Linked DNA regions of Mus musculus: regions 2 and 3 are each linked to region 1. Evidence: chromatin loops called from intact Hi-C (ENCODE). Cell type or tissue: heart. All regions are shown on one strand. Each heading gives the region's core, and the rest is flanking DNA. Links, peaks and the distances in the headings are about the cores only. Region 1 overlaps Unc79 (unc-79 homolog). Region 2 has its middle 13 kb from the start of Asb2. Region 3 overlaps Asb2 (ankyrin repeat and SOCS box-containing 2).

What was found. Hi-C counts contacts between places; a loop is a spot of excess contacts. Peaks named below come from ENCODE experiments on the same cell type or tissue, not always from the same donor. Only the 100,000 strongest peaks of a DNase experiment are listed, where the experiment ranks them.
Region 2: it touches region 1 in a loop (4-fold over the local background); 19 of 42 quality-filtered maps call a loop at or near these places.
Region 3: a loop joins it to region 1, with 14 times the contacts of the local background. A loop is called at or near these places in 17 of 42 quality-filtered maps.

The regions. Positions count from the first base shown.
Region 1 is chr12:103,136,569-103,146,895 of GRCm38, reverse strand. It overlaps Unc79 (unc-79 homolog), which reads right to left. Exons shown (of 49, transcript NM_001081017.2): 36 at 5,012-5,124; 37 at 4,832-4,917; 38 at 4,136-4,309; 39 at 526-594. Among named protein-coding and RNA genes, the nearest start is that of Prima1, 100 kb to the left of the region's middle. In heart, for the core only: a CTCF peak has its summit at 4,283 (motif pointing left); no DNase peak of the experiment used is centred there; H3K4me3 peaks cover 369 bases; H3K27me3 peaks cover 356 bases.
Region 2 is chr12:103,363,707-103,374,033 of GRCm38, reverse strand. No RefSeq gene overlaps it. Among named protein-coding and RNA genes, the nearest start is that of Asb2, 13 kb to the right of the region's middle. In heart, for the core only: a CTCF peak has its summit at 5,952 (motif pointing right); DNase peaks (open chromatin) are centred at 5,983 and 6,663; H3K4me3 peaks cover 626 bases; H3K27ac peaks cover 1,083 bases; H3K27me3 peaks cover 1,016 bases.
Region 3 is chr12:103,343,241-103,353,567 of GRCm38, reverse strand. Asb2 (ankyrin repeat and SOCS box-containing 2) reads left to right here. Exons shown (of 10, transcript NM_023049.1): 2 at 7,636-7,912. The coding sequence starts at 7,707. It overlaps Gm15523 (predicted gene 15523), which reads right to left. Exons shown (of 4, transcript NR_166807.1): 2 at 8,965-9,049; 3 at 6,141-6,267; 4 at 4,561-5,637. Among named protein-coding and RNA genes, the nearest start is that of Asb2, 7.6 kb to the left of the region's middle. In heart, for the core only: a CTCF peak has its summit at 4,847 (motif pointing right); DNase peaks (open chromatin) are centred at 4,228 and 4,831; H3K27ac peaks cover 656 bases.

The sequences.
Region 1 (10,327 bases), core at 2,861-5,360:
GCAAAGGAAACAGCCTAAACAAAGGTGAGGATCTGAAACTAAGATTATATGTGTAAAGTACAGGAGCATTCAACAGACATTGTCCACTGTCATCATGATGATAATGATGCTGACTTTGAAGCTGCATGGGAGCCATGGATAAATGGAACAAGTAGTGGGATTAGACTGGGAAGGTGGGCTGATGAGAAGGGATGTGAGTGTATGCCACATCAAGGAATTTAAACATTATCCTGAAAGAAATCAGCAGTCATCAAAGACTTTTAGCTGAGGAACCAACACAACCCTATTTAAAAGGTTCAACTAGTTGATAATTTGGAGGATGGAGTGATGGGCTAGACCAGGATGAATGGCTACAAACAGTAGCATTGCGGGATATTAGATGCTGACCTATCATGATGCTAACTGGGTCATTCCATTTGCAGCCAGGTTATCAGTATTGCTATCTGCCTCTCTTTCAGTTATAAAGCAATCAAATAATCAACCAGTCAAGCTTTTCTGAAGTACTTTAAAACAAAAAATACATACCCTCGTGGCATTGGTGGAAGGTATCTTCAAGAGGCAAATCATAATTCTCAAACTGGAATCTAAAGAACACTGTGAACAGATATGAAAAACGAAAAGTCAACTCTCAAGGTTTCCTTTGCTTCAAATATTTCCTGCATTTATTTTGCAAAAGGAAGAATATGGGTCTGGGGTGATAGCTCCAACAGTAAAGGGCTTTATGCCACCCAGGCATAAAGTCCCATACTTGCTCTCTAGAACCCATATAAATGAACTGGGTGTGTTGGCAGGTGTGGTGAAGGCATTGAGATTCCTGGCGCTCGCTGGTCAGTCAACCTGGCCAACTCAGTGAGCTCAGGCCAGGAAGAGAGCCCATCTCAAAGACATGGTGGGCCATGCCTAAAGAGTGATTCCCAGTGCTGACTTCTGGCCTCCACATGAACACATTCTCACAGCAATTCACACATACATATACCCTTATACACATATGCATACACACATGCACAAACATGCACACACACACACACATACATACATACACACACACAAACATATATACCCTCATGTACTTATACACAAACACACACACACATGCACACATAATTCTTACTGTAACTACAGCTAGACTGTTTCCTATGTATATTAAAAATAATCATTTTCAGATAGATTTCAATGAGAAAATTACATAAAATTAAAATAATCATTAAATAAATAAATAAATAAATAAACATAGCTCTGAAGCTATTTCTCAAAGATACAGTTCTAGAATGAAATGATATAGAAAGTTGGATAAAGAACTGGTGGGTAGATGAATGTATGGATGGATGGATAGACGGATGGATAGATGGATGGATAGACAGACGGGCAGATAGGCGGATGAACAGGTGGATAGAAAGATGTTAAGTAGACACAGAAGTAAGTAGGCAGATGTTAAATGTATACTAGTCTAAGGAGGTACACTAAATTATGAAAAGCTATTTTGGGGCAAAGCAAAACCTTATAGAAATCTTTAGTCCAAATAAGATCCAGTTTTATCATCCTTTCTCTGGGATTTGTTTCTTATTTTAACATTTCACAAGGCTAGGGATTAAATTTGGTCCTTGTGCATAGAAAAAGGGTGTGGCACTGCTGAGCTACCTGTCCCCAGTCCCTAGGGGGTGAAGCCATCTTCCCTTTGTCAGGAAAAGACATGACCTGGAACCTGGAGAAAAGTAGCAAAATTTTTGAGAAAAAAAAAAAAAAAAAACAAGATTCTACATGAAAATGTGCTTTGAAAATCCCTGTGTTTACAGAGACTGGGAGGAAATGGCAGAGCACAAATAAGCTGCCCTTTACTGTTGCAAGCATATCCTTAGCAACATTTCTACAAGGTTGCACTGAAGCCTTCCACACAGTACAGACTAAGCCAGAGGGAATCATCTTGGATCCCAGGACTTGCAGCTCGTCTGTCACCTGAAATTTGCATTTGTTCAAATGCAAATCCTCGGGCCAAACTCTGACCAGTCGTGGCCCTGTGTTTAGCAGGAGCTGCGGTGCACCCTGAAGTCCAAGATCCACTTCAATGAGACTTCTCAAAAGCAAACTGCAAGCTTTTCAGTGGAGAGTATTACTTTCCCAAGAGATTAAGGACAAAACGGAATCAGTTCTCAGATCTGACCTAGCAGGGAACGCTCTTACACAAATCCTGACGGCATTTTCTAAGTATCTTTTAAAAAGAACCTCGGCCTGTTCAATATGCCAATTGCCTTCAGAATTGGTGTGACATTTACTTACTTTAAAGCAGGAGCTGAAAACTAGCTGCTAATCAGGCCAAACTCTAGTGACTTAAAAGCCAGAAAATGTCATCTTAGTTGGGGGAAGATCTGTATGCTGAGGCCTGTTCCCACATAGCCACCATCAGCAGGAGAGGAGGGCAGTCCTCCATAGGTGCCATGCATTAACGCTGTCAAGGGGCTCCGTTCTCCGTAGTACCTTGCCTCTCACCACACCACTCAACTCATTAAGGGTGGAGTCCCTGCAGGCGCAGCTGATTGTCACAAATTAGGCATGCCAGTTGTTTACAGCAGCAGCACCCCCTGCTGGTCAGTATGGAGTTCAGCATCTTCATTATCGGGATAGGTGCTTCTGAATGGCTCGTGTGTGTGTGTGTGTGTGTGTGTGTGTGTGTGTGTGTGTGTGTGTGTGTGTGTGTGTGTGTGTGCACACATATGGATGTTTGAAATCTTTGGGAATCAGTCTTTCCATCCATTGTGGGGGACTTGGGAATTGAACTCAGATTGTCAGGCTTGGTGGCAAGCACCCTTACTCCCTGAGCTATCTAGCTAGCCCAGGACTAGTCCTCTTTGCTTGGATTTGCTCATCTACTTTAAGCTATGGATAAACAGGTAACCCAGAGAGTGGTGATACAGAAACCTGGGCTGCTCTCCACAGTCCCCTTGAACCCTAGCAACAGCACTCGGCAAGCTAAAGGCTCCGAATTACCAGCTCCTTATCAGCATCCTTATTAGCATCCACTGGTTCCACAACTGTGATTGCCACGGTTAGCTGACCTCTGCAACATCTTATACATATGAGGCATTTATTCCAGAAGTACCAACATGTGACTTCACTGGTCAGATGAACAAGTTATTCGACTTTGCTTTGTAGTAATTTTATCTGAGTTACATGAAGAAGTCACACAACTCTAGTGGAGACAAAGGGACAAAGAAGTGGCTCTGCCAAGGCTGGCTACCTCCTGGCCCCGGTCCTGGAGATACAAACGCTTGCGGCTTTCTTGGTTTACAGCAGTGTGCAGTCATACAGGAGCACTAGACTGGGAGTCAGGAGGCGTGAGTTCCAACCTTCTCCCCACCTCCATGGAGCAATTACAACTCACACCTCCTCTCTTACGGTACAACTCTTTATTTGATGACATACAGGAAGAATGTGTCTTATTGGTTTCTCCCGCTTTAATAAAACAAGTTCCTGCTTTTCTTTCTTTCCTTTTCTATTTTTTTTTTTTTTTTTTATTATCAGGCCCCTGACGACAATGACCCTTGAACTACAGATTAACCACTGAATATCATCTTGCTCTTTCCTGAACATTACTCAGAAAAACCGAAACAAAGCAAAGCAAAACAAAACAAAACACATGCCACTTTAAATAATTCTCTAAAGCTAACACTTTACCTACGTCTGGATTCCTTTTAGATAAGCTATTAATTTCCTTGCCTATTGGATATCCACTTGAGAAGAGCATTTCTGCAGAAAGCCCACCTAAGGACTGGGGATATAGTTCAGTAATAGGATGATTACCTAGCATGCACAGGAGGCTGAGTTCTAGCTCCCTCGCTGAAAATGAAACAAACACAAATTTTAAAAAGAAAGAAAGGAAAGAAACAAACCACAGTCGGTTGGCATTCAACTAAAAACCACGTGGTCACGGGGTACCTTCATTATCAGCAAGCAAAGTACCCACTCCATGCTGCCGACAGCAGAGTGGATGACCTAAATAACTCTCTCCTCTAGCTGACAGATTTCCCCTAGCTTCTTGGGCTCTATCAGATCACCTGACCGACCGTGCTTCGCATGTTGGTCTCTGTAAGCAGATGGGCAGAAAGTAATGGAAGCTAAAAAAAACTTGGGCTGAGCTCACCTTCAGAGGTAAAACACAAGGCAGCTTGGCAAAAAATGTCTGAAACTGGTTGCTGATTGTGGTCCAGAGACTACTAGGAGAATCCATGGGCAGAGCTTCCATGAACGTGGCAATGTTTTCCAAACAGCGTATCATAGCACCCCCTGCTGGTAAATTCTTTTTGTTATTTAGACCCTAAAAACACAAAAGCATAGGCAATCAACTGCTGAAACAGGACACGAATCATAAAGCTACCCAGAGAAGGTTTGCTTAGAAACCTTAAATATTTGCACTATAAACACGATGGGCTGCCTGCTACACAGGCTGACTGCTCTAACAGCCAGAAGGAATACAGAGGGAAACCAGCTACATTTAGTAAAACGGCAGGGGCAAAACTAATGATCTTTATGTCCTGAAGATAAAATGGGATCATGAATTAAGAACTCTCTAAGGATATAGAATGGGTCTGGATGGGTGCTAAGAAGGTAATGAACAACGCCTGCTGGAAAGACTCTTCCAAAGTAAAGATTGGAGCTGTTGATAATAGCAGCCGCTGCTTTCTTCCTAGCAACACCTGGGCATGGTGAAGCAGTCTGGGACTTCTCTATGTTAGATACAACACTTCACCGTGAAGCAGTCCAGGGGTGCCTCAGGGAGGGAGACAGATGTGGTACATAACTTTGCCTGGGACCTAGGGTACCTTTCACGCAAACCTACCTCCAAGAGCTGACTGAGGGCAGCAATTGAGCTCAGCTCGTTGAAGTCCATGAGAGATGTGGCTAAGGTCCTTAAAAAAGTCCCATCTATAAAGCAAATGATCAGATTTAGTAGGCTTTCTGGGGACTGGCCAGGCTTGTGGTGTCTGGGTCCTGGGGTGGGGGTGGGGGGATGAGTTACCTTTGATGGCACTCTGGAAGAGCTGAGGGAAGATGCCATTGGGGGCCAGCTGATGGAAGATGCAGCGCAGGAACTGCTTGGCCACACCTGCTGCATTGCCTGGAACCATCATGCTGCGTTCAAACAGAGAGGACAACACAAGCTATAGACCAACGAGCATGCATGCAATGATTTAGAGGTTAGGCTCTGAGCGCCACAGTTTTATCCACTATCTTTCTTGCTAGTTTCCCCCAGAGAGATGAAATTACCCATAGTCAAACCTAATACTTCATAACAATTTTTTTCAGACAGATCCATAAAGTGCCAAAGTGACAGCAGAATTATTCCAGGACTCTCCAAGTATAGCTGAGTATCCCAAAGCCAGTGACTTTCAAAGGCCACAAAGTCTAGAAGTGGATAAGAGTTATCAGCAAGAGCCTAGCAAGGCCAAGAGAGGGTTGCCCTGAGGGAATGCAGTGAGAATATCCTCACTTCTTTTGGGAGATCCGCCATGTTTTCTTGGAGCATCTGAGCTGGCACTTGTAACAAAAAGTACCTGAGGGTTTTACATGGCTCTGTCTCTTAGACAAAAGCAGCAGAGAGAATAATTCCTGAGGTGGTTGGGTAGGGGAGTAGGTTACCAGAAGGAAGAAATCAAAGGTCCCAAGTGGATGAAGGGCAAGAAGCTCTCCTAAGCTAGGTACATCAGCCTCTGCCTCATCATGCCAAGTCCACCTTGGAACATTGGTTCAAAGGTCAAAGGCGGCCTCCAGGGAAAACAGAGCCCTAAACTTATGACTGACATAAATAAACAGAACAAGGGAAACTTTTGGCTATTTGTTTCATGAGGCCCCCATAGCCCTAAAACTAACATCAGATAAATCTGAATAAATAAATAAATAAACAAACAAACAAACACAAAGGAACAGGAAGAGAAAAACACAGCACAGTATTCCTCTGGACACTGGATCCAACTATAGATGACAAGGATAATATATCATGATCACATAGGGTTTATCCATAGAATGCCAGAATAACGTCACAATCAACATAGGGGCTGGGGAAACGGCCAGGAGAAGGACCAGAGTTCAGATCCTCCATGTGGGCACAGTGAACCACCTAGAGCTTGAGCCTCGGAGGATGGAGCTCCAGGATGCTCTGCGTGAGCAAGCTTCCTACCCAGACTAGCAGCATAGCAAGGTCTGAGGCTTGGTGGAGAGACCCTGCCTCAAAGTATGAGGCAGGAGGATGACCAAGGAGGACTCCTGATGTCAACTGTGGGCCTCCACACGCCAATGCGCACAGCTACAGACATGCACACTCACATACATGTGAACCATCACGTCACATATATACACATTTGCTAACACAAAAAAAGAAGAGAAAAAATCAATCAATGTGATTCAACATATTAAAATAAAAACACATGAGTTTTAAATTACTCAACATATTGGAAATAGAAGAAAACAGTTTGTTTTTTAAAAAAAGTGTCTGTGAAAACAAAAACAAAACACAACAAAAAAAATCCCTGGCTAACACATAACCAGAATGAGATTGTGAAGGCAGGAAACAAAACAGGAACGGCCATTTCCACATCCCTTATTGTACTGGTGGCTCTACCTACTATGATAAAGTAACAAAACCCCCAAAATATCAGAAAGGAGGATAGTAAAACATATTTTGGTAGGTAATATAATGTTTTCCAAACAAAATAAAACCGTAAAAAGTCTATAAAGTCTAGAAGTCTAGGAAACTTCTAGAACTTATGTGTGAATTAAGCTAGGATACAACACTAATCCAGAAAAATCTTTATCCACCAGGAAAAAAATTGAAAATTATTTCCTTTAAAATTCAATTTATGCCAGGCAGTGGTGGCACATGTCTTTAATCCCAGCACTCGAGAGGCAGAGGCAGGCAGATTTCTGAGTTTGAGGCCCACCTGGTCTACAGAGTGAGTTCTAGGACAGCCAGGGCTATACAGAGAAGCCCTGTCTCAAAAACCAGGAAAAAAAATTCAATTTACATTATTTCTAACATGTATAAAATTCTTAGGGGTCAATCTAACAAGATTTAACAAAAGATTTACAAAATTTAAAGTTTAAAGTTTAAACAGAAGATTTACAAAATTCCAAAATGTAAAATTTTAACCAAAGTTGTACAAGACCACTACTGAACATGGCTCCGGGGCTGGGTTGATGGTTCAGCCTGGACAACACTTGCCTTACAAGTTCCAGGATCTGAGTTTGAACCGAGAATCCTCATAACCGGGAAAGGCATTGGTACTGTACACTGGGAATCCTAGCACTGGGGAGGTGAAGATGGGGCTCACAGAGGCTCACTGACCAGCCAGTCGAGCCTAACTGGAGCCTCTAGACCAATGAGAGGCTTTGTCTCACAGGAGCTAGATGGCATTCCTAAGGATGACACCCTCCATATATGTGGGCACACATTTCAAAATCATAGCTGAGAGAAACTTAAAACTTAATGAGAGGGATATATATATATATATATATATATATATATATATATATATATATATATCAGTTATTCCCAAATTAATATACACTGTCAACTCCAATAACCATTTTGCCTAAAGAAGGAGAAGCTTGGACACAGTGTAGAACTGATGCCTGTTATAGCAACAGTGAGAAGACAGAGAAAGGAGAATCCCCACTAGGTTGAGGACAGCCAGGGCTCAAAGCAAGATACTTTCTCGAAAAGGCAGAACAGAAAGAAAGGAGAAGCTAATTTGGAAATTTAACGAATTTACATAGCTAAACAAATCTTTAGAAAAAGAGAAAAAGGAAGGAAGGAAGGAAGGAAGGAAGGAAGGAAGGAAGGAAGGGAGGGAGGGAAGGGAAGGGAGGGAGGGAGGGAGGGAGGAAGGAAGGAAGGAAGGAAGTAAGTAAGGAAGGGAAGAAGGAAGGAAGAATACCCTGGCTACTTGATGCCAAGCCTCACCACTGTAATCCAGACCATGGGGCACCGGATCAGTGGTTCTCAACCTGCAGGTCATGACCCCTTTGGGGGTTGCATATCAAATATCCTGTGCATGAGATATTTACATTACAATTCCCAGCAGTAGCAAAATGACAGTTAGGAGGTAGCAACAAAATAATTCTGTGGTTGGGGAATCATCGCACATGAAGAACATCATTAAAGGGTCAAAACCTTAGGAAGGTTGAGAACCACCACACTAGACGAAGGATCAGTGTAGAGCCCAAAGGAACCAGATGGATACACGCCACCATCTACATGGATACACGCTACACTGCTATATAGGGAATTTGGAGTTTAACACACATCACAGTGGACCAACGAGGGGAGGAGTCTTTAAAACAAGAAGGTGCTTACATAGCTGGATATTTTATATGAATATAGAGAATGTCTCTACCCCTACCCAACACTGTATAAAAGGTAATTTTGATGGATTATGTAAGAGATAAATCTAAATGCTAAAGTTATGAAACGTTTGGAAGAAAATAACAGAAAGCACACCCTAACAGAAAGCAGAGAATAGACACGACTTGGAAGCAGGCAAGACAAGGTTTTCTCAGCTAAACAATAAAAATCCATAATTGCATACACTTTAAAGCATGGATAAGTTAAAGTTCATCTAAATAAAAACCTTGTTGGCAAATTATAGCATTGGGAAAATGAATGAGCCCAGCCTAGGTAAAGATAGTCTTAAAAATATTTATATAAAGAAGTCTGACAACTCCAGAGTAAAAAGAAAACAGCCCAATTTAAAAGATGGAAAAGATCATTTAAGTGAACACTTCAGGCAGGATATATAAAACAGTTAATGAACATTTGAAAAAAATGTCATCAGGATGATGCAAATTAAGGCTACAAAGAGATGGCCACCATATAGCCACTCCATCTGCTCCAGTTGAAAATACGAACAACACCCAAATCTGGCAAGGATGTGGAGCAGCCTCAAGTCTCACTGATGATGGGACTGTAAAATAGTATCCCACACAGGATAAATAGCATAGCCTTTATCTAATATTTCCTTCATTTAGTGTCGGGCAGTGATGGCACACACCTTTAATCCCAGCACTTGGGAGGCAGAGACAGGCAGATTTCTGAGTTCAAGGCCAGCCTGGTTTACAGACTGAGTTCCAGGACAGCCAGGGCTACACAGACAAACCATGTCTCAAAACAAAACAAAACAAAACAAAACAAAAACAAAACAAAAAACCTTACAAGCAATATTTTCTTCATTTTTACTTATGCGTCTATGTGTGGGTATAAACACACATGTTCAGTGCCCTCAGAGCATCGGTTCCTTTAGAACTGCAGTCACAGGCAGTTATGAGCTGCCATGGGAGCTGGGAACCAAAGTTAGGTCGCCTGCAAGAACCATTAAGTGCTGAGCTAGGCCCTAGAACAAATACTTTTATACAACCATATTTATGTAAGAGAAGTTCTGATTTCTTATTTTAAAAAAAATCAAGCACACATATATTTTGTGGCCCAATGATTCCATTTCCAAGAGAAAGAAAGCATCTATTTACAAAGGGCCTTGTCTAAGAATGTTCATAGCTGCAAAGGAATCGCACTGAACTAGAAATGACCCTGATACTCTTTAGTAGAAACCTGAATTAACCATGTGGTTCATGTTCAGCTCTGACAAAGAAACGGACCAAGGTACCTGCAACAGCACGGATAAATCTCAAAGCATTGTTGCCTGAAGAGGCCAGACACAAAACAGCAACACAGTTCCATTCATGCAAAGCTCTACAGCGGGCAAAATTAATCTACCACGCAAGAAAAGAGCATTTGCTTCCATGGTTGGAGGATAACTGGACCTGTGGAAGATGGGCCCTTCTGGCAATCATGGTTAAGTTCTGTCTTGACAGGGCCCAGGTGTGCAGGTAAAGCTATTTGTCAAATTCAGTGAATGTACATTTAGGGTTATGTGTAAATCTAAGAAAAGCCATACCTAAAGTATCACCACGGTGTCTGTCAATAAGAATGCATTATACACAGGCCCAGACAGGACAGAGGGTCTTAAGTGTTTTAAGGCAGAGCGTGTTGGCCCTCACCTAGTGCTCTGTGACCTCAGTAAAAGCTAACCCTGAGTGACCTCGGTGGTCTAGCTGCTTCTATGCTGTTCCCTTTACTTTCTGCCATCTTCTCTGTGTTCACTGAAGACACATTGGTCTGTCTCTAGGTTTACCACCCTCTTTCCTCACTTGAAGCCCTTGTCCTGACTGTGCCCTCTGCCTGGGGCATTCTCTCCATAGCTTGCTATATAGATCATTCTCCCCACTTAGAATTTGTTTACATAGCACTTCCTCCAGGAGACTGTCCTTGGCCATTGTGTCTAAA
Region 2 (10,327 bases), core at 4,795-7,294, 230 kb before region 1:
TAACTGGAGCCTGTGTCAAGTTGATATGAAATTGGCCTGCACAGAGACCCTAGATGCCGCTGCCTCAGTACCCATGGGAAGGCAGGCTCTGTGGGCATCTGTCAGTCCTTTTCTGACCAGAGAAGAGGTTCAGTGTCAGGCAAGCTGTCAGCTGAGGAGCAACACCACTGGGCCATGTTGTTGATGGGCAGTTGCACTTAGCTAAGCAGCAGGTTGTGCAGGAGGACAAGGCTCAACCCACCTTTCAGCACCCCTGCCATGACCCGTATCACTCCAGCCAGAGTGTCCTCTACCTGGAACCACCCCCGAGTCAGTCTTCCACTCTGAGAGCTCGTGGAAGCTCCTCCTGCTACACGGCCTAAACAGTCCTTACAAAGAGAGCTTGGGTGAACCCTCTCAGTTGGGCCTCTTGACTGGAATCATCAGCTCTTCCTTGGGTGATGGGTGCAGAGTTGGGTGAGTCTGAGGAACTCAGTGGACCTCATTCTGGCACGTTGGTGGCCTGGGACTTAGTCTTCTAAGGTCATGGCCGGATGCAATGGCTTTGCCTCTCAGCTTTGAGAGGAGAATGCACAGCTGGATATAAAGGTGCAAGTCTGCCAGCCCAGCACTTGGTCAGCAAGGCAGGAGATTTGTGAATCCAAGGTCAACCTGAGCCGCATACTGAGACTCTGTCTTAAAACACAGGGTGTGGAGGGCAGGCAGAGAGTCTCTACTCTGCCACCCAGCTCCTCTCTCTGCCCCTTGTTTGGAAAACAGAAGCCTCCAGACTGGACTTCAACTCTGGCGTCTTTTAAGCAAAGAGCCCCAAGGGCCCTCCCTGACTTTGGAGCTGAAAGGCAGAGATGAGGGGCATTGTGGCTCATGGATGGTGAAGGGAGAAAGCCAGAATACATTTCTCAGACCAGGAGGGGCCTTGAAGTGCCAAAATCCCAGGTCCTCGATTAAATCTGTGTGCTGAGCACAGGACAGCAGGATGACCAGAATAGCATACAGTGACACCCAGAAACTACTGTGCCCGCCACAAATGTTGCAGAGGTTCGAGGAAAGACTGAATGAGGTGCCAGGCTTTAGGATAGAACAGGTGGGTCCCAGCTATAGGCATTAGCAGAGCTGGCCTCAGTTCTCCCAGCTGAAGACAAACATCTGCCCATCCCAAAGGACACCCGGGAAAGCTGATGGCCACCAAGAAGAGAGTGGGATGCACAGGCTCTGTGTCTGCTGTTCGTATGTGTCTGTTTGTCTGATTAGGCCTGTCTGTATTTCCATGAGTTTATACGCATGTGTGTGTTTGCATCCGTATTTATATATCTATGTCTCTAGGTTTCTCTTTGTAGCCTCTCTCTGTTTCTCTCTGTGTCTCTGTCTTCCCCCCTCCTCTGTGTGTGTGTGTGTGTGATGGCATATTGGGTGACGCTGGTTGCTAGCTGACTGAACTCATATTGTAGCTTCCAGCATACAAGTATGCATCAAATATCAAAGATGGATTTTATATCAAAGGGATATCAAATGTCCCTTCTGGAAGGGGACTCTGGCTTCTCTCTGCCCACCTCTCTCCTTGACATCTCTTCTGCAGCTGGCACAGTCAGATCTTCAGGCTCTGAGGTGACAGGGGTGAGAACATCTTGGTTTACCAGACTCTCTGGGGTATCCACAGAGCTTGGTCCTGCCCAGAGGAACTCTGTACCACTATTGAGTGAGTGGGCGGACACAGAAGGCCCTGGGAGATGCAGGACAGAGTCAGACTTACAGCCTCAGGACTGACTGAGGCTCAGCCATACTGGCTGTGGGGCTATGCTAGGCAGACAGACACCAGGATGTAAATTGGGGTGACACAGGGCCGATCGAGTGGCCTCCTTTCCCCGATGCTAACTTGCAAATGACAAGAATACTCTGGCTAAAATGCTCCCTAAAACTTGGTAACAAGCCACACTTTCACGCAAAGTTCTTAACTCACAATCAGGAGTGAGGAGGAGTCATAAGGAACTAAACAATTGGACCTTCGGTAAAAGACAAATATAATCCTGAGTACTGTGGGAAGAAATGCCCAGTGTGGACACAGGATGCTCTCCAAAGAAAAGCTACCAGGTGGCGCAGTTCCAGATCACTACCACTAGGGGGCAGAGGCTCTGCAAATATCCCATTGTACTAGTCTTGAACTAACCAATCGGCCAACCAACCTTCTGGCTCCCGGTGGCAGTGTAACTGGGCAGTTTCTGTCACCTGCCACCTCCTCATTCTGGCAACAATTCTCCTCCCTATAAGATAGCCATAAAGGAGAAAGTGGGGAAGCAGTATTTTTTTTTTTAAACGCTTTGGAGGAGGTTGCTGTTTGGCATCTCACAAGATCTTTCGTCCTACTGTGCGTCCCCATTTGACACATAAGGAAACTGAGGCTCAGAGAGGGTACACATGAGCCACATAGACAGTCAGAGATTGGTCTTGGACTGACACCTGCAAGGATCAAAGAAGACAGCCTCACCTAGACTCTCCTGTAAAAAGGGGTCTCCAATTCTCTCTGATCCAGGGCAAGTGGTTTAGGCTTTAAATATCACCTACGGCACAATGGTTCTCTTTGCTAGAGTCTCCAGGCTCTGGAGGACGGCCTGCTCTATCTGAGAGAAGAGCTCCTGGCGCTGTGGGGCATCCTGGATGGCTGTGAAGAGTTTGCCATGGAGATCCACCATGGTGTCCACCAGGGTTACCTGGGATTCCTCCCATCTCTGCAACCTGTGGAGATGGATCCAAGTCAGATGGACAGATGCCCCCTTCAGCAGCTACACAGACAGAACATAGAGCCCTGTCACTGAGTGGAGCTAGGCAGTCAGACCAGGTTTACTCCAGGACCGTGGGGCAGAGCCAATGGCTCTCTGAGTGCACCTTCTACCTCCTGATTTCTCAACAGAAGCCTGGGCACAGGCCATACCACTTGATGGCTGGGGACACCATGAAAGCATGACATCGTACTAAGCAGGAGGTGACTGAGGAGGATTAGCAGACTAATCTTAGGAGCCTAAGAGCCGAGCACAGGAATGTCCTGTTTGACGGAGCAGGTTCAGCAGGTGCAACAGGTGTCTGTTACAAAGAGACACATGACCTTGGCTCAGCACTCAAGGCCAGATCCTGTCCATATCTCCCACTAATCCTTGAATTCAGAAACTTTCCACCATGAGCCTGCTCTGCAGTGCTGTGGCACCCCCACCCAACCCCATCCGTCTGCCAGGGCCATTTCTCTGCTGAGCCCCACCAGAGGTCACCTGTGACACCTTGTCACCTCCAGGGAAGAGCTGGGATTTCAGAGTTCCTTCCCCACATCAGAACCTTCATCGTGGCTATTAAATCAGATGGGGGTTGGAGCCCCAGCCCACCACTGGCTGACCTTAGAAAAGGTCCTTACCTACCTATCCTCTTTGTACCTTAGAGCTTGTGAGGAGATTTGAGAGAGCCTAACTAACATGGAGTAAATATTATACATACTCTATTTTTGTTTCTGTTGCTGTGATAAGCATTCTGGCCAAAACACCAAAAGTAAAGCAGAACAAACAAAAAACCTCAAGTCACAGTTCATCATGTGTCCAAGTCAAGGCATCAGGAACTTAAAACAGTCACAGCGCATCCTTAGTCAGGAGCAGAGAGAGGTGAACACATGCATGGCTCCTTCCTTGCCTACTCACTTGAACTCAGTTAGCGTTCTCTACTCTTCGATAGGTCAGAACTTCCTGCCTAGGGAATGATGCCACCCATAATGAGCTGTGCTTTCCTACATTGATTAAAATGATCAAGACAACCCCCCCACACACACACCCAGAGATATCTGCAGGCCAACCTGACACAGCAGACAATTCATCAACTGAAGCTATCTTCCCAAATGGTTTGAGGTTGCATCAAGTTGACAATTACAGCTAGCCATCACAGCAACAATTCTTATTTTCGGTGATGTTGAAATAATTATATAAGTATGAGTTTTATGTACATTTATTTGTATAGGTATATATATATGTGTGTGTGTAAGCTGCATGTGTGTGTGTGTGTGTGTGTGTGTGTGTGTGTGTGTGTGTGTGTGGTTACTGTTCCCCTTTCCATATACCTATAACCTCCTTGCTGCATAGAAAGAGAAATTGAGAGCCTGAGACCAAGCTTGCCAGAGGTTGCAAGATATCGCCACTAGGCAGCCTAACCCAGGCACCTGGACCCTTTTCCTCTGTGGCACTCATGGTAACATCAGCATTTGTGTTCCCCACTCAGAGCTGAGCAGCTGGCTGCTCACACAGACATATTCAGGGTCCCATGGCTAGCCAGTACCATACCTGGGCACCCAGTACAGCATGAAGCTCAGTCTTGATTCCCCAGGGAACATCCAGGCCAGATATCATTCCAATAGGCAGGCAGTTCAAGGGTTGAGGGCTGGATAATGTCTGACTAGTGCTCACAATGACTGGAGTAGAATCTCTGAGGGACTACTAAGCAAACCAGATGAGCCGTTCTGGTCTCTGCTTTCTTAGTCACTGAACCTGGAAAGGGAGAGAAACACCAAAGTGAAGCCCCCAAGCCACAATGGGTCCAGTTCCTTTGGGACTCCCAAGGCCACAGAGGTGCTGGTGACAGAGATGGATCTTTGTTTTGGAAAGCTGCTTACAGCTAGGATGTGGTGGCCCCTACCTGAATCCTGGCACTTGAGAAGATGAGACAGCATAACGGTATGAGTTCAAGGCTAGCCTGGACTAACTACACAGTGAGATGGAACTAGCTTGGGTTATAGTGTCTCAATAACAAAGCCAAGTTCTGAGATCAAAGCAGGGCTGAGAATAAAGGAGTGTGCACTTGTCTCTCCCTTCAACTCCCCCACATCTTGATTTACTTTAAGATTCAGTCTCATCCTTGGCCTCAACTTCCTTGGACAGTTTTTCCCTGGGGAAAGACTAGGGAAAGTACTGGGACAAGGCTTGGTCAGGACAGGACAGGACAAGACAGGACAGGACCAAAATCAGAGTAGAAGGACCAGGGATAAGGCAGGGGCACGGCAGGGGCAGGGCAAGGCTGGGACAAGGGCAGAACAGGTGCAGGGCAGGTGCAGAGCAGGGGCTTGTCACAGCCACAGCAGGAGGAGGGCAGAAGCAGGGTCAGAGCAAAGGACAGGGGCAGGTCAGAGCAGTTCACACTTGGCTTGTAACCAGCTAAGCTCCTGCCACAACGTCTGTGTGTCTGCCTCCTCTTCTTCAGGATCACTGAGGCCAGCTCCCTGGGCTGTGTATGTGACCATCAGCCGTCTACCTTACTACCCCCGGCAATGCTGAAGCCAAGCAGGAACCATCTAGATCTCATTGGAGCAATGATGGTGGTGACTTCCTCTCTGGGTCCTCCGAGCGGTCCTTGGGAGCCTGGGCTAGCATTTCTCCTTCACAGAAGAGGAAACAGAAACTCAGAGATGGACAGTGACCATCCCAAGGTCACATCGCAGGGTTGAGTCTGGACTCAGGGCTCACTAAGCCCAAGTCAAGGCTCTTTGAGGTGCACTGCAGAGCTCAAGACGGCTGGGTGTGGCACCCTGTCACCGCATTAACTGTTCTCCCTGCGCGGTAACTAGAATTGCCCTATCAGTCCCAACTGTGGCACCAAGGTACCTAGGGGACTTCTAATAGGAGCTGGTTGCTGTGAGCTCCCAAGGAGCCTAGGAGCCTGGGGGAGGTCAGAACAAGGCCGCCTAGAGCCGGTTCTTGGCTAAGCCTGGGAGATAGTGCATTGCAGACAGTTCCCACACAGTCTTGCTGACGGCGCCTGCGTCCGTGATAAAAAGGAGTTGCTGGTGCGGGCACACACCCACCTCTGGTACCATGATGGTTCCCTGGTGAAGATGGGGCCCCGCCTAGAATGCTTTCTTGCCACACTGGAGAAAAGCCAGAGCTGTTCGGGCTCTCCCACCGACTTTTACCCTTTCCATTAGAGCAGATCCCAAAGAGTCCACCAGAGGGCGCCTGCATGCTTTCCCAGACCCCCGCAGCATACCCAGCCCAGGACTGCAATCCCTTCCTTTGAGCTGGGAAGCAGCTCCCTAGCCCTGGGAAATAATGCTGCTTGGAGCTTGGATGAGCATCCCGACCTGGGTGGCTTTTACCAGCTCCCTGGGTGGTCTAGACCCAGGCCTCCTTTTTATTATCACGTTTAGGGCTCCCAATGTACTCCAAAATCCTAACTGTGGGGAGAGACAGTGAGGAGGTCACGTGGGGGCTGTGGTGAGGAAGAAGGGAGAGCAGGGCATTCTGGGAACCAAGGAGGAAGGCCAGTTCCTAAACGACCCGTTACTGTTCCCAGAGTCCTAAGGCTGTGGTCACCTGCACGTGCTTCCCATGGGACCAGGGATTTCTTAAGTTCGATGAAGGACACAGACCAGTCAATTTGAGGAAAAGGAGTCTCCCCAGGTTTACCTGAGCACATTGGAACCTTCGACAACCGAGCCCCTTTTCTTGACTGACTTCCAAAATCTGGCCTGAGGGATAGTGAGGATGGAGAGTGGGTTTTTCCTGCTATGAGAGCAGAGGTGGTGGACAAAGACCATGGCAGCCACAGCAGCTGAGAATGACCCCTGCCAATGGTGGGCAGGACAAAAAGACCAGAGCTCTGTCAACACGCTGGAGAATTTTGGACAGCATCTCCCTAGGGCCTCGAGATAGGAGTTTCAGCCATGACCTTGGCCTTATGAGGCCCTGAGAAATGGCCAGCATCAAGCCCTCCCAGACTGCAGACCTGCAGCAACTTGGTCTAGGGAGAACCCCATGTGACACACTAAGAATCCAAAGCCAAGAGCTTTGTGTCTCCAGAAACTCAGTGGCTGCATAAGAAGCAAAGTCAAGGTGAGTGGTGAGGCTATCATCTAACCTGTCTCAATTCCAAACATCCCTGAGCCAGGAGGACATTCAGATCTGGCTAAAACCCCGGGGGCTTCCTGGGGAAGGTGGGAGTCGGGAGGACCACCCACATGCCCAGCTGAGCACACAAGGCCCTGGAAGCTGTATGCTTAGGATCTCCACTCTCTGAACAGCATTCACCCTAGGGAGAGGCTTTAGGACCCTGAGATCAATGCCCTTGGCTGCTGTACTTGGGCTCGATGGCATTCCCAGTACTAGACACGACTGTGTACTGCTTATCTGCTCATCATTCCTGTTCAGCCTGTGATTCCTATAATAAGTGTGAAGCTGCCTCTGTCCCTGACCTGGGAACATGGTTCTCGGACTCCGCCAAAGCCAAGGGGCTAGCTGACTCTCCAGAGAACATTCTATCTGACTCCGTGGCATCAGCTGCTAGACCCCTGGCTGGCTGAGGATGGAGCTGGGCTCTGCACACAGTAGGTAGTTTACAGGTGCTACCCTCGGCCCACTCCCTGCTTTCCATATGAATTGGGACAAACTATAGTCCTGCATCAAGGTTCCATGGACATGAAGGAGCCATGAGACCAGAGGCACGGGGTATGAACATCGGCCTGAACTGATCCTTGCCCTCCTGTATGTCTGGTGAGCATAGCAGACCTTAGGTGCCTGTCCTTGTCCCCTCGCCTTGAGCACTGTGTACACAATCCAGCCCTCTACTTGTCAGTCCTTGCCTTTCTGAAGTACCAGAGAGAAGACTCAGTCCCAAGGCTCAGCTCCTTCTTTCATGACACATCAAAGGTGCTGGATCTATGGGGACTTAGTCACCTGAGGCCAGGCTCTTGGCTGACCTTCTGTCTCTTACCTTCCCCCTCTACAGCATTTTGTGAGATCGTGAGGTGGTTTGGACATGGTTTATCCTCATGTGTCAGAGGCAAGCCCTGTGATAATAGTAACAGTGGTAGCAGTAGTTGTAGTAGTAATAGCAGTAGCAGCAGCAGCAGCAGTAGTACATGGTAATAGTGAGGTTGTGTGCCCTTTAAGAGGTAGTAGAGCCTAGATGGTAGTGGTTAGGTCATTAGGGATGTTGCCCCAAGAGATTGGCAAGGTTCTCATGGGATCCCTGATCAAAATGAGCTGTTGGAAAAGAAATAACTTAATCCTTGATGCGCCCCCCTCTCTCTGGCTTCCCCCATCTCACCGTGTAATCTCTCCCTCTGGCATGTATGCCCATCATGATGCCATTGGCCATGGAGAGACCTAACCGAGTGTCCTTACTAAAGGCTAGCCTATGGGGCTCCCCAATCAGGGACAGTCAGCTGACAGCCATGTGAGTTAAGTAAATCTCTCTACAAACCACACGGCCTTGGCTATCTTGCTGTAGCAATGGAAAGTAGAATAATACACACAGGGTCCTTGTCCCAGGTTTTGTTTCTGAGGGAGCTCAATATGATGCTGCCTGACAGCTCTCTGTCATGGGGTCATATAAGGGACAGAGGAGTATCCTTCTAGGGCCTCCTCCCACGTTGTTGGGTATTGTTAGAGATAGCACAGGAGTGTGGGTGAGCCCTGTGGCTGCCATCAAGCTGTTGTCCTTTTCTTCCTAGGAACAGAGCTAGAAAGCCGCTCCCAGCCTACCTGAAGTGGCTTATGTGGAGTGAGGTCAGTGAGAAAATGGCCCTGTCATGCCTTCTCCAGCTCTTGCCTCTTCCGGTTAAAAGATGGATGGCACAGCTGAGGGATACCCACATCTGTCAGACAGCAGAAGCATCCACAGGTGAAGGCCTGGGCTTTGGATCCATGGAAGGAGAACCAGCGTGTGGAGACTTTTAAGGGTTAATCATTTCATGGCGCTTGCCCAGTAATGCATCATGGAATTCGTTTGTCCCAGCAAGCAATCCCGATGAGTTCAAAGGCAGGGTCTTTGGTTCTGTCTACCTCTGACACCCACTCTCTGAGTGTTGTCAGCAGGCTGAGCACTGTACAGGCTGAGAGACTGAGGCCTAGAGAGTCACATGCCTAGAAGGTGACACCAAAGCCAGCTTACTGTCCACAGAAGGGCTCCAGGTCTTCCTAACCCACCCCTCTAGCTTCCTAGTATGCTATACCATTGCCAACGGCCAGTGCCTGCTTCTGGGTCTGTCCCTATTGTCACATGGCATTCTGGGGGAGGAAGCTAGGCTATGGAGAGGAATGTCTTGACGGGTCTTCTTACTCTCCTATCTCCTTATTCCCTACCCCTACCGTTAGACCATGGATCCTGTCCACAGGAAAGCCTTCTACTGCTGTATCCTAAACCCTTCCAACCCAGAGGCTGGGCTCCCCTTTCCCCAGCTTCTGATTCCTGTATAATCCAGCCATTTTGTTCATGCCCTTTCTTGGTGTCTCTCTTGGTCCTGGGCTTGCCCTCTCTCCTCCTCTCTCTATTTTCTCTTCTCTCACCCCCCCCCCCCATTTCTGTCATGGTTCTGTTCAATCTGAACTGGCCCAGGCGCCTCTGACTGTGCCTTTCCTCGTATCTCCAAGAACGACCCTCTGCTCAACCATACTTAGGAGCAGCTGTGTCTTCATTTTTCGTTAAGCCACCCACACTATCTCTATGCTTTGGGGCTCTGGGCTTCTGAGCCTGCCTGTTCTGTAATCAAGGGTTTTAGCAGTTTCCTGTGACCTAAGACACATCAGTCAGGGTCCCTGAAAATAAGATTTCAAATGAAAAATACTGGCTACCCAGTCAGGTGAGGGGGATGCAGGTAAGCAGCAGGGATGCAGGTAAGCAGCAGGGATGCAGGTAAGCAGCAGGGATGCAGGTAAGCAGCAGGGATGCAGGGAAGCAGCAGGTTAACTGTTTAGCATAAGCATATCCTATGCAACTTCAGGGATATACTTACGCTGCAATAGTGGTTTTCTGAAATTAAATCTTAACGAGGCTTTCTGTATCTTAGCTGATGGTCCTACCTTCAAAACTTAATAGGCACAAGCAACAAAAGAGAAGTTACACAGGAAAAAAAAAACAGCTATGAGCAGGGTCGAGGCTTCTGAGAGAGGGTGGTACTATCCCTGGGCCAGAGCTGTAGAGGAAGAACCTATGGAGAATCTGCCCAACTGGAGCCGCACCCAGGATAGACCAGTCCACTAACACAGCTCAAAGAAGAGGAGGAGGAACTGGAAAGAAACAGCCTGACCTGGCCTCATCACCCCTCCCTGTGCCCCGTTGGTCGAGAGAGCAGGAAGCCTGATGATGATTTGGCTGTTAGGAGAGGCAGAGTCTGGCAGCCAGCTCTTGGGGACCAGCGCAGAGGAAGCCATCTTGCCTAGCCCTCGGGTTCTGTCCCTGAATACTTACAGAGCACTGACTCTGCCAGGCTGGGTGCAGACAGTGAGTGTGGGCAAGGTCTCAGACACCACATAGCCTGAGATCCCTGCCCTGCTCCTTGTGCTTAGGCCCATCAAGAGGTCCAGAGTCAAGG
Region 3 (10,327 bases), core at 3,060-5,559, 210 kb before region 1:
GAGAGGCAACAGCCTAGGGGCTGAGGGTATGAGGGGAAACCAGGCTTCCTGGAGTCCTCTTAGCCACTGCTCTCAGGCAACACCTCAGGTGGCCTTTAGCTCTGGGGAGACTGTCTCCTTAGAACACAGTATTTGCCACAAAACCCAGAAAAGTATTATTGTTCTTTCTGCTTTTCTTCCCCCACCCTGTCTCTCACCCTCTTCTTTACTGTCTTTATGAGGTGGCTTTTCCCAATATACTCCAGACCTAACCCAGATGACTTGAGAGAGAGAAAGAGAGAGAGAGAGAGAGACCCAGATTTGGACAAAGAGAAGGAAGGGTGTTCCACTCCAGATGGAGCCTCGGTTTCTACTTTCTGTTCTCTGGTTTGGTGGTGGAGTGTGGGCAGAGTTAGCTTTGGGCAAGATCAATTCCCATTGGGACCTCTTTGGACCTCAGTTTCTCCTCCGTACAAATGGAGAAGAGTCCTGTGTGGTGGTGTTGACTGCATTCTCTGACAACCACTGACCAAGCCTGAGACTGCACAAAGCCTTGACACCCCAAAGTCACAAGCTTGGCTGAGACTAGGATCAAGGCTCTGAGACTAGCAGCTGGGTCTGCTGCGTTTAGAAGCTGTGAGGCCTGTCCCATGTGCTTTTCCTGGAGGGACACCAGCAAGTGTCCACTCACTCCAGATAGGTCTCTGACAACAGTCCAAGGCACGACTCTACCCAAGTCCAGCTTGGCCAACCAATGAATCATTTAGAGAGCATGGGCGACCGGTCACTTACGGGAGTGTGGGTGATCCCAAAGCAGCCACACCAGTAGAAAGTCTCACCCCAGCATAGACTTCCCCATAGCTGTGTAGATGGAGTCACCCTGCTGTTAACCCTCCACAGTCTAAGCGATCTAGCACAGTGGTTCTCAACCTTCCTAATGCTGCAGCCCTTTAACACAGTTCCTCATGTTGTGGTGACCCCCAACTGTAAAATTATTTTCATTGGTACTTAATAACTATAATTTTGCTACCAATATCAGTCCAAATTTTCTAATGGTCTTTGGTGACCCAGGTGAAAGGGTTGTTTGACACCCCCCCTCCAAGGGGTCTCGACCCACAGGTTGAGAACTTCTGCGCTAGCTCCTTCTGCAAACAGGAGATGGTGTGTAGTTTGGGCAGAGTTGCATATGACTGGAAAGGATGTACAAGGGTAGTGACTTGATACCTCAGAGGCGGGCCTCTCACTCTTCTATGATGGAAGGTCAATAGGCTGGGTCTTGAAGACTACTTGCAAGTAATGCCAGCTCCTTTGATGATCACATGGTTGTATACTGGGGTCTATAAAAAGGCCCTTCAGCCCTGTCCCTTGCCATGGTGGCTTGGATGAGAAATGTCCCCATAGGTTTATAAATTTGAAATCGTGGTCTGCGATTGGTGGCACCATTTGGGGTGGGGCGGGACTGTGGAGAGGTGAGGTTGTCCTGGAGGAAGGGAATCTTTGGCGTGGGCTTTGAGAGCTCATGACCCCACTTCCGGTTTTCTCCCTGCATTGTGCTTGTCGTTGAAGATGTGAACTCTCAGCTTCCTTTCTCTTTTTGGTGCCATGCCTGCCCTGTGTTGCCATGGTTACCCGCCATGATGGATTCTACCCCTCTGGAACTGTGAGCCAAAATAAATTCTGTCTGTCCTAAGTTGCTTTGGGTCATGGTGTTTCGTCACAGCAACAGAAAAACAAACAATACAGTTGTCAAAGGCCCACCCTGGGATTCTGACCTGAGTCTCATCTTAGCCAGAGGATGAGAAAAGGTGTGGTGAAGAGTCCTGTGATGGTTTGAATATGATTGGTCCAGGGAGTGGCCCTATTAGAAGGTGTGGAGTGGGTGTGACCTTGTTTATTGTAGATGTGTCACTGTGGGTGTGAGCTTTAAGACCCTCATCCTACCTGGCTGGAAGCCAGTCTTCCACTAGCAGCCTTCAGACGAAGATGTAGAACTCTCAGCTCCTCCTGCGCCATGTCTGCCTGGATGCTGCCATGCTCCCACTTTGATGATCATGGACTGCACCTCTGAACCTGTAAGTCAGCTCCAATTAAACGTTGTCCTTATAGGACTTGCCTTGGTCATGGTGTCTCATCACAGTAGTAAAACTCTAATACAGAATTCTGGCCATCGTCCTTCAGCATTTAGGACTGGGGAGCATGATGAAAAAAGTGCCCTTGGCCACTTACATTCTGGGCCTCAGTCTCCCCATCTGTACAATGGGAAGGGAATACTCCCCAGGTGCTGTTCTAGCTTGTTTCCCTGTGGCTGTGATAAAGATATTGAGTGAAAACAATTGGTGCATTGTCCTGGGTTTGGGGCTGGGGCTTGTTTGGCTTTCACTTCCACATTACAGTCTAATATGGAGGGAAGCCAGTATAGGGACTTAAGGCAGGAACCTGAAGGCAGGAACTGAAGCAAGGATCATTGAAGACTGCTTATCAGCTTGCTCTGCGCTGACTTACTTAGCTTGCTTTCTTACACAGCCCAGACCCACCTGTCCAGCGAGGTGCTGCCCACTGTGGGTTGGGCCTTCCTCCATCAATTAAATGTCCACAGGCTAATCTGATGTCCACAGGCCAATCTGATGGAGGCAGTCCCTCAGTTGAGAGTCCCTCATCCAGGTGTCACTATGTTGTGTCAAGCTGACCAAAACTAACCAGCACAGACCGAGAGGTCAGAGGGCTCTGCTTAGGACGGAGACTGAGCACTCTTCAGGGGCCACAAGCACAAGCCTGGTTGTTACTGTTAAAGTATCAGAGTCGGAGAGCCAGGCAAGGAGGACAGATCTCCATGCCTCCCATGAGATGCTCCGGGTGACAGAAGACCTGTGAAGGTTGGCAGACCTCTGCAAAGAATAAAACTGAGTACTGAGGGTGGGAGGTGACCACCAAGTAACTTCCCACTTCCTCCTCAGCCCCAGGCTAGCCCAAGCAGCCTGTGTTTAAAGTCACTTGAGGTTAAGGGTCTTGGGACATTCGGGAGACCCTGAAACTTTCACAATAAATGAGTAGGCACTACGTACACATGAGTGTTACATACAGAGCTGCTGTTAGGCATTGCTGGGATGGGTTCCTGGAACCTGCAGATAGCAAAGTCCAAGACGCTTGTGACCTGCACACCTGCTCTTGTGCTCACTGAAACCATCCCTGGATCACCCACAGCCCCCCACAAAGGTGGTCGTCACACTCTGTTGTTCAGGAACAGTGTCTACACGTGCTCATGATTGCTTGAACATTTTTCCTGAATATTTTTGAACTTCAGTCAGTTGAAGTGATAGAGGCAGAACCCACAGATTCTGAGCTGGCTGTACACATATACATGCATATGTGTATGATATATGTATATAGTATGGTACATACACATTTGTAAGCATATATTTATCATGTAGGCACATATAATATATACTTAAAGAGAATCTTTTAAAACTACAAAGTCTTTATTCTCACTCCAAGCCTCCCCTAAAACCTTAAAAGGCAGTGGGGCGGGGGTGCTGGGGAGAGGGGAGCATGCTGGGGAGATGGCTCAGTGAGTATCTTGTCTGCCACACAACCATGAACACTGGCGGTGGGATCCCCAGAACCCATGTAAAAACCCAGCAGGCATGGGAGACCTGTGGTCTGAGCACATAGGAGACAGATCCAGGGACCCATGGCCAAGCTAGCCAGCTCTGCGTTCATTGACAGACCCTGTATCAGTAAATTAAACCAAGACACTCGATGTCACCCTTGTGTCTACATACACACATACATGTTCACCTCACCTGTACTCACACATGTGAGCCCACATACACTGGTACACACTACACACACACACACACACACACACACACACACACACACAGCCTCTCTCTCTTTATTGCATACAAATGCAAGAGCGGAAAAAGAAAAGCAGCAGTTACGTGAGCCCAGAGTCTTGTGTGAAGTCAATGCTGCCTTCTAGCCCCTCTCCTGCCACCTCCTCCCTAGATGTGACTAGTTTACCTGCCATTGGGCAGAAAAACAACACCCCTACCGCACATCCCTGATTCGAGCCAAACAGCAGCAAACATGAGTGTGCACACTGGTGGCAAGGGGCCTTCTCTCTGGTTGGCAGTGCAGCTCTGAGGTGACATGGGGCTTAGAGCCATGGCCTTGCTCAGGAACACAGTACAGCAGCCCACCCTCTACACACATGCTCCAGTGCATAGGTGACCCCCAAACTGAAAACCACATACTGTGCCTGCCATGTGCCCTGCACCATTATGTAACTCAAGACCCCCCTGAGGGCCCCCACTTCCTGTACAGATGGTCACCTTGTACGGAGTGAAGCTGGGACTGTGAGGAGAAGGGATGCCATGCAGGTGCCCCCACCCCGGAGGTCTAGAACAACTGGAGGGTGAAGGGGTGGGTGTCTGCATCAGGTTGGATGAAGGTGGAGGGACTGGGGGGGGGGGGGGAGTCTGCATCAGGCTGGACCAGATCTTGCCATACCACAGTGCTCAGTGGACATGGGGACAGCTTAGGTGCTGACAGTCATCCTTTTCACAGAAAGAGAAGGCTGGCTTGGAGATCTTTTCTCTTTGCCCTGTCTTTATTTTAAATGGAGGAAAACTAGGAAGAATGTAAGGCCATCATAAGCCCCTCTGAAAACTTCCAGCCAGGGCAGGTCCTGAATGAACAAGAGCAGGTGGAGGCTGCCCCCAGGGAGCTTCAAATCATATTCAGATCTTTTCCAGGCCTTCGCTGTGTGTCAGATGATGTCTCACATCTGCTATAATATCCTGTGAGCATCCTGTGAGCACAGCTACAAACCATCTACTTGCCACGTTGCAATTCCTGACATGTCCAGCAGATGGCAGGGTAAGGTTAGAGCAGGTAGCACGAGGTCCCCAGTCCAGAAACCAGCCAGCCTTCCAGGGAATTAAACATTATTCTGACTCTACTGTTTATTCTCCTGCACTTATTAACTACTTCTTGTGTGCCTGACCTTTGGTTAGGTCCTGGGGTTTTGACAGGAATGTGAAACTATTTTATGAATTCTGTAGGCTGGTAAGTCCATTGCAAGCAATCCGGTCGGCAAGCATCTTGAGGGCTCCTGAGAACCTGTGCTTTCTATGAACACAACACATCTCTCCTCACACCGACTCAGGTCCCTGGCCAAAGGCGCTGGGTACAAGAGGGTGGCTGCTTTCCAGCCACGCTCACCCTGCTGTGTTTCTTCATAGAAAACCCAGAGGGTGATCTTCTACTGTGGTCCCCAACATTACACACAATCGTACATAGGAGGTCCCAGGACTAGCAGGAGATAAGGCTCATCCATCTTTCAGCACTGTTTCAATCCTCATTACAGCTCCCAGTGACCCCATACTCTCCGTGGTGACTCCATGCACTCCGCGGCCCTTACACGTTCTGTTTTCCTCTGAGCCATGTGGGGCAGGGGAGGTTGTGTTGCTTTAGCTTTGAATTTGAACCCCGCAACACTAATAAAGTGACTGCCTCTTGGTGTTTTGGCGGTAGGCCATTTGGATGTCCTCTTGGAGATGTGCTGGACCGTCTCCTGGGTACCAGTTAGCCAGAGCCACAAGAACGCCACACAGCAAAGCGGTCCTTAGACCAAGCACTGGTAGCCAAGATCCATACCTGCAGGTGGGAAAGACTCTCTGAGCTGCAAGCTGGAAATGGGGGCTGCGCCACAGCGGTTGCCACTCACTTGAGGGTAGTTCGTGGTGGGAGTAGTTGTTGACCTCGAACTGGCTGAGTGGGCGTGTCTCATCAACTAGACAGGCATCCCTGATGGGTTGAGCTTGCCTACCCTCAGGAGCCTGCAGTGTTTCTTACTTCTGGGGCTCAGGCTGCAAGGAAGCAGGTCTCATGGGAAATTCTTAGTTCCCCTGGGCATGACAAGAAGAGATCTCTCATGTGCCTGGTGTGTCGTCCCCACTAGCTTCCCCTTGGGAGAGCAAATCACAAGGACTTAGGCCCAGTATCTGAGGGGAAGAAGAAAGACGACTGTCTCTGGGGGAAAGGACGTGAATATTTGCCAGAGTAGAATGCTGGCACTTTGGGGGGAGGGGTGGAAGGGGGGTTGTTTTTCAAAAGCCTCTTGTGACTTGAGTGCTCAGCCAGGGTTAAGAACTACTGACCTGCGGTCGGGTTGCTGCAAGCCAGTAAATATCACAAGTCAGGCTGATTCGATTTTATTTGCTGACAGAGCTTCAGTCTGCCTGCTCTGCTCTCTCTGAGGCATTTGTGTCTTTTCGAAGAGAGTCCCTGTAATGAAATTGTTGTAATGGCTGGCTTTAACTAGACCAGAAGAGCCCAAGCATGAGCCCATGTCTGACTCATCCGAGGCCTTCTCAGCCCTCCCACGGCGAAGAACAGCGTTGATGTGCCAGTGTGGGACACAGCTGTGACTGGATGGGAGGAATGTGCCCAACATGGTGTGGCCTCGTGAGGCAGGAGGCAGGATGTTGAGATCTTTGTGTCCCCAGAAGGGTGCCTGACCCAGAGTAGTTGCACAAGAAGTAATCTCTCAGTTAATGTATGCCGTCATACCTGTATAGATAGATAGGCTTCCTGGAATGGAAATGGTGAGTGGGTAGATCTCTGCATAGATACGTTTAAAAGGGAGTGGGTAAGAGCATGGGGGATATGTGGCTGAGGAAGTGGACAGACAGAAGGATGAATGGTGGGCAGATGGGTGGATAGGTGAGTAGATGGATAGATGGTTGGAAGGTCAGATAGGCTGGTGAATGATGCTGGATGAAAGAGCTGAGCGGGTAGTGGTTGAGTGCACATACTGGCCAGTGGGGATGGATGGATATGATAGTCGGATGTTTGGATATGTGAGTAAATAGTAGAGTGAATGGGAGGATGGGTGAGAGGGTGGATGGGGGGTGGATGGGAGGATGGATGGGAGGATGGATGGCAGGATGAGTGGAAGGGTGGGTGAAAGGGTGGATGGGAGGGTGAGTGGGAGGATGGATGGGAGGATGGATGGGAGGATGGGTGGCAGGATGGGTGGGAGAGTGGGTGAGAGGGTAGATGGAAGGGTGAGTGGGAGGATGGATGGGAGGATAGGTGGGAGGATGGGTGGGAGAATGGATGGGAGGATGGGTGGAGGATGGATGGGAGGATAGATAGGAGAGTGAATGGAAGGATGGATGGGAAGATAGGGTAGGAGGAAGGGTGGACATAGCTGTAGGTGGCTAGACAGATGCATGAGAGGATGAGTAGATGGATGACAGTTTGAAGGACAAGGGGGTTGGTGAATAGTTGAGTGGATGGATGGCTGTGAAGATGGGTGGATGCTTAGACAGACCCCATGGCCAAATGAATGAATTAAAAAAAAAGAGTGAGCTGGAGAGATGGTTCAGTGGTTAAGAACACTTGCTACTCATGCAGAAGACCCAGGTTGGTTCCTAACACCCATATCAGGTGGCCCACAACCACCTGTAAATCTACTTGCCGGAGATCTGTCACCATCTGGCCTTCAGGTGCATCCACAGTCAGGTGTACATACTAACCCGCAAGCACACACGCACATGTTTAACAATGTCCAACCGCACAGTCTGCCCTGTGGGCAAACATGGCTGCCTTGTGAAACACTCGGTGACTGAGGGTTCGGTTTCCTCACAGGGATTTGTCACCTGCTGTGTGCTGGCTACTGCTGAGTCCCTCTTCTGGAAGCTGGAGGAGAGGTGGCCGAGATGGCGACTGAGATCTCCACTCGGGGCAGACAACGTGCCATCGGACATGAGGAATACAGCCTATACAGCAGCCTGAGCGAGGAGGAGCTGCTCCAGATGGCCATCGAGCAGAGCCTGGCAGACAAGACTCGGGGCCCGACCCCTGCTGAGGCCTCCGCGTCCTCTCAGACCAACCACCAGCCAGGACATTTCCACCCATGGACCAGGTAAGTGAGGGAAAGCTATGGAGGGTACATGCACCCCTGGGCACCTCAAGCTTCATATGCCCCGGGCTCTTCATCCTGAATCAAAATACCCTGGTCTCTGACGCCTTAGCAGCCTGCATTTGTCATCTAACGTCACTGTTTGGGGTCACAGTGGGATGGGATCCAGGACGCCTGTGGCCCAAGTCTTTCACATAAGATACAGTATTTGCTTATAGCTTATGTAATCCCACTAAGTGTTCTAACTCACCACTAGGTCAATTTTTATTATAAATACAAATGACACATGACTAACAACATTACAGCCAACAAGAAAGACGGTCTGTACCGCTCACTACAGACGGGTTTTTCAAATATTTTTGATCTGAAGTTGGCTGACTCCACGAGTGTGGAACTTCTGCTCTCTCAGGGCGGGCTCCCTGAGCTTTCGTTTTTTAAGAACTTTCTTAAGGACACCCCTAAGGTCTCGATGATAAGGAACCTGAAGCCTAAGGCCAACTAATGGGCCCAGGGTCACAAGGCTAGGAACTCGGAACTGACTAGCTCCAAAGTCCAGGCTTGGCCTTGCCTGACTGATTTATGCTTGGATGCAGGGGACTGTTGCTCAGTGGGGCTAGTGCTTCCAGCTCTGTCTACAGGAAACACACCTGTAAGGCAAAAGAAGTCTGCCTGGCATCCTCATCCTGCCTGCTCTCCATGCCTCCCCCTCCCTCCCCTCCCCTTCTCCCCTTCCCACCTCATCTACCCAGCTGCTGGGCTTTCTAACAGTATGACCTGAGGCCACATGAAAAGCCATCGACATAGCCCACAGTGCCACTTGAGTAGTAGGAGAAACAAGTGAAGTTTTACATCATCTTATAAAAACGTATGTTTTGTGGCAAGGCCAAATTACATAGCTCAAGCTGATCTGGACCTTGATGGTGAAGCCCAGGCTAGCCTCAAACTTTGAATCTCGCTGCCTTGGTCTCCTCGTTGCTGAGGCATATACAGGCATGTACAAGCATGACACACAATTTATATATTTTTTATTTCTAAATATCATCATTTGTACTCACCACCAGTGTAAGAATGCTACGTGAAGGCTCAGTGGGTAACTTTGCTTGCTTCCATGCCGAATGAGCTGAGTTTGAGCCATGGTACCTATATGGTGAAAGAAGGGAATCAACAAGTTGTCCTTTAACCTCCACTTAGGTACCATGGCATTCGAGACACACACACACACACACACACACACACACACACACACACACACACACTCATGTTTATCTCTTATCAAGCTCTTAAAATCCCGTGTATTTCACATTTGCGTGTGGCCAGTGGCTCCCAGGTGGGGCAAGATTGATCTAGGGACACTGTCTTTGCAGGGGCAGCCAGAAAGGTGCTTGTAATTTGCTCTTCATGTGCTTGGGAAAGAAATACATACGTTGTGAAGAGGCTTTTACTGCCCTCACCCACCCCCAGCCAAGGTTGTGTGTGTTAGAGGTGGGGTGTGAGGGGGACAGTAAGCTGCTGAAACAGGTGGGATCTATGTGACTGTGGGCCATGGGCCTCAAATCTCAGCGTTCCCAGCAGCCAGTGACCCCTATGTGACCTTGACCTCGGGAAAGTCGCCCACTCCCTCAGAATTTCTGCTTCCTTGTCTAACAACTTTAATGTACAGGTTTTGCTAAGGTTAGCCGCAGCAGAAGTGACTCTTAAGTGGGAAATGAACCATCTTAGCCCTCTCCCCAGGTTGACAACCATCAATGCTTACACTAAGTCACACTGTTCCTTGCTGCTGTCAGTTAACCTGTATCCCACGGGCTGGGCCAAGGTCTGGGCACCCTGTTCTTAGAGGCCCTTTCCACAGGAATGTCAGACAGGCTCCTTGGGCAGTAGGGAAGAGAGCAAAGCCTTCAGGCTCGTAAGCTAGCTAGCCCTGACCACATCCCACTGGGGCCTCAGAAACCCTGTGCAGGGACCTGGCTCATCCGGTTCCTGTTTTGGCTGGTTCGGCTGAAGTCAAGCGCAGGTTCCTCTTTCTCAGGAGAGGACTAGATAGAGACCAATGGAACTGTTACAGGAGCCACACATCGCTGAGCGCCTGCAGCCTCCTCCGAAACTCAGGAGCCCCTCCTGAGGCCAGGCAGTTTGTAGGTCCTGCTGATTCTGCAGAAAAGCTTCCTCTTACTCTCCCCCACTTGAACCCGGTTTTAGCCTCATTACATTGCCCTCCCTCCCCATCCCACCCCCACCCTCCACCCCCCAGTAGAGGTCTAGGATCCCTGAGACTCATGACCAGAACTGGAAGTTAGAGAGTGTACAGGACCTCAGAGCCCGTGAATCTCCATCTTTGGGTATTACAATATTATCAAGCAGGCTACAGGACATCATATGGGCTCCAGGGGGCTCCTTGTCATCCTCTGGGTTTCAGGTTAG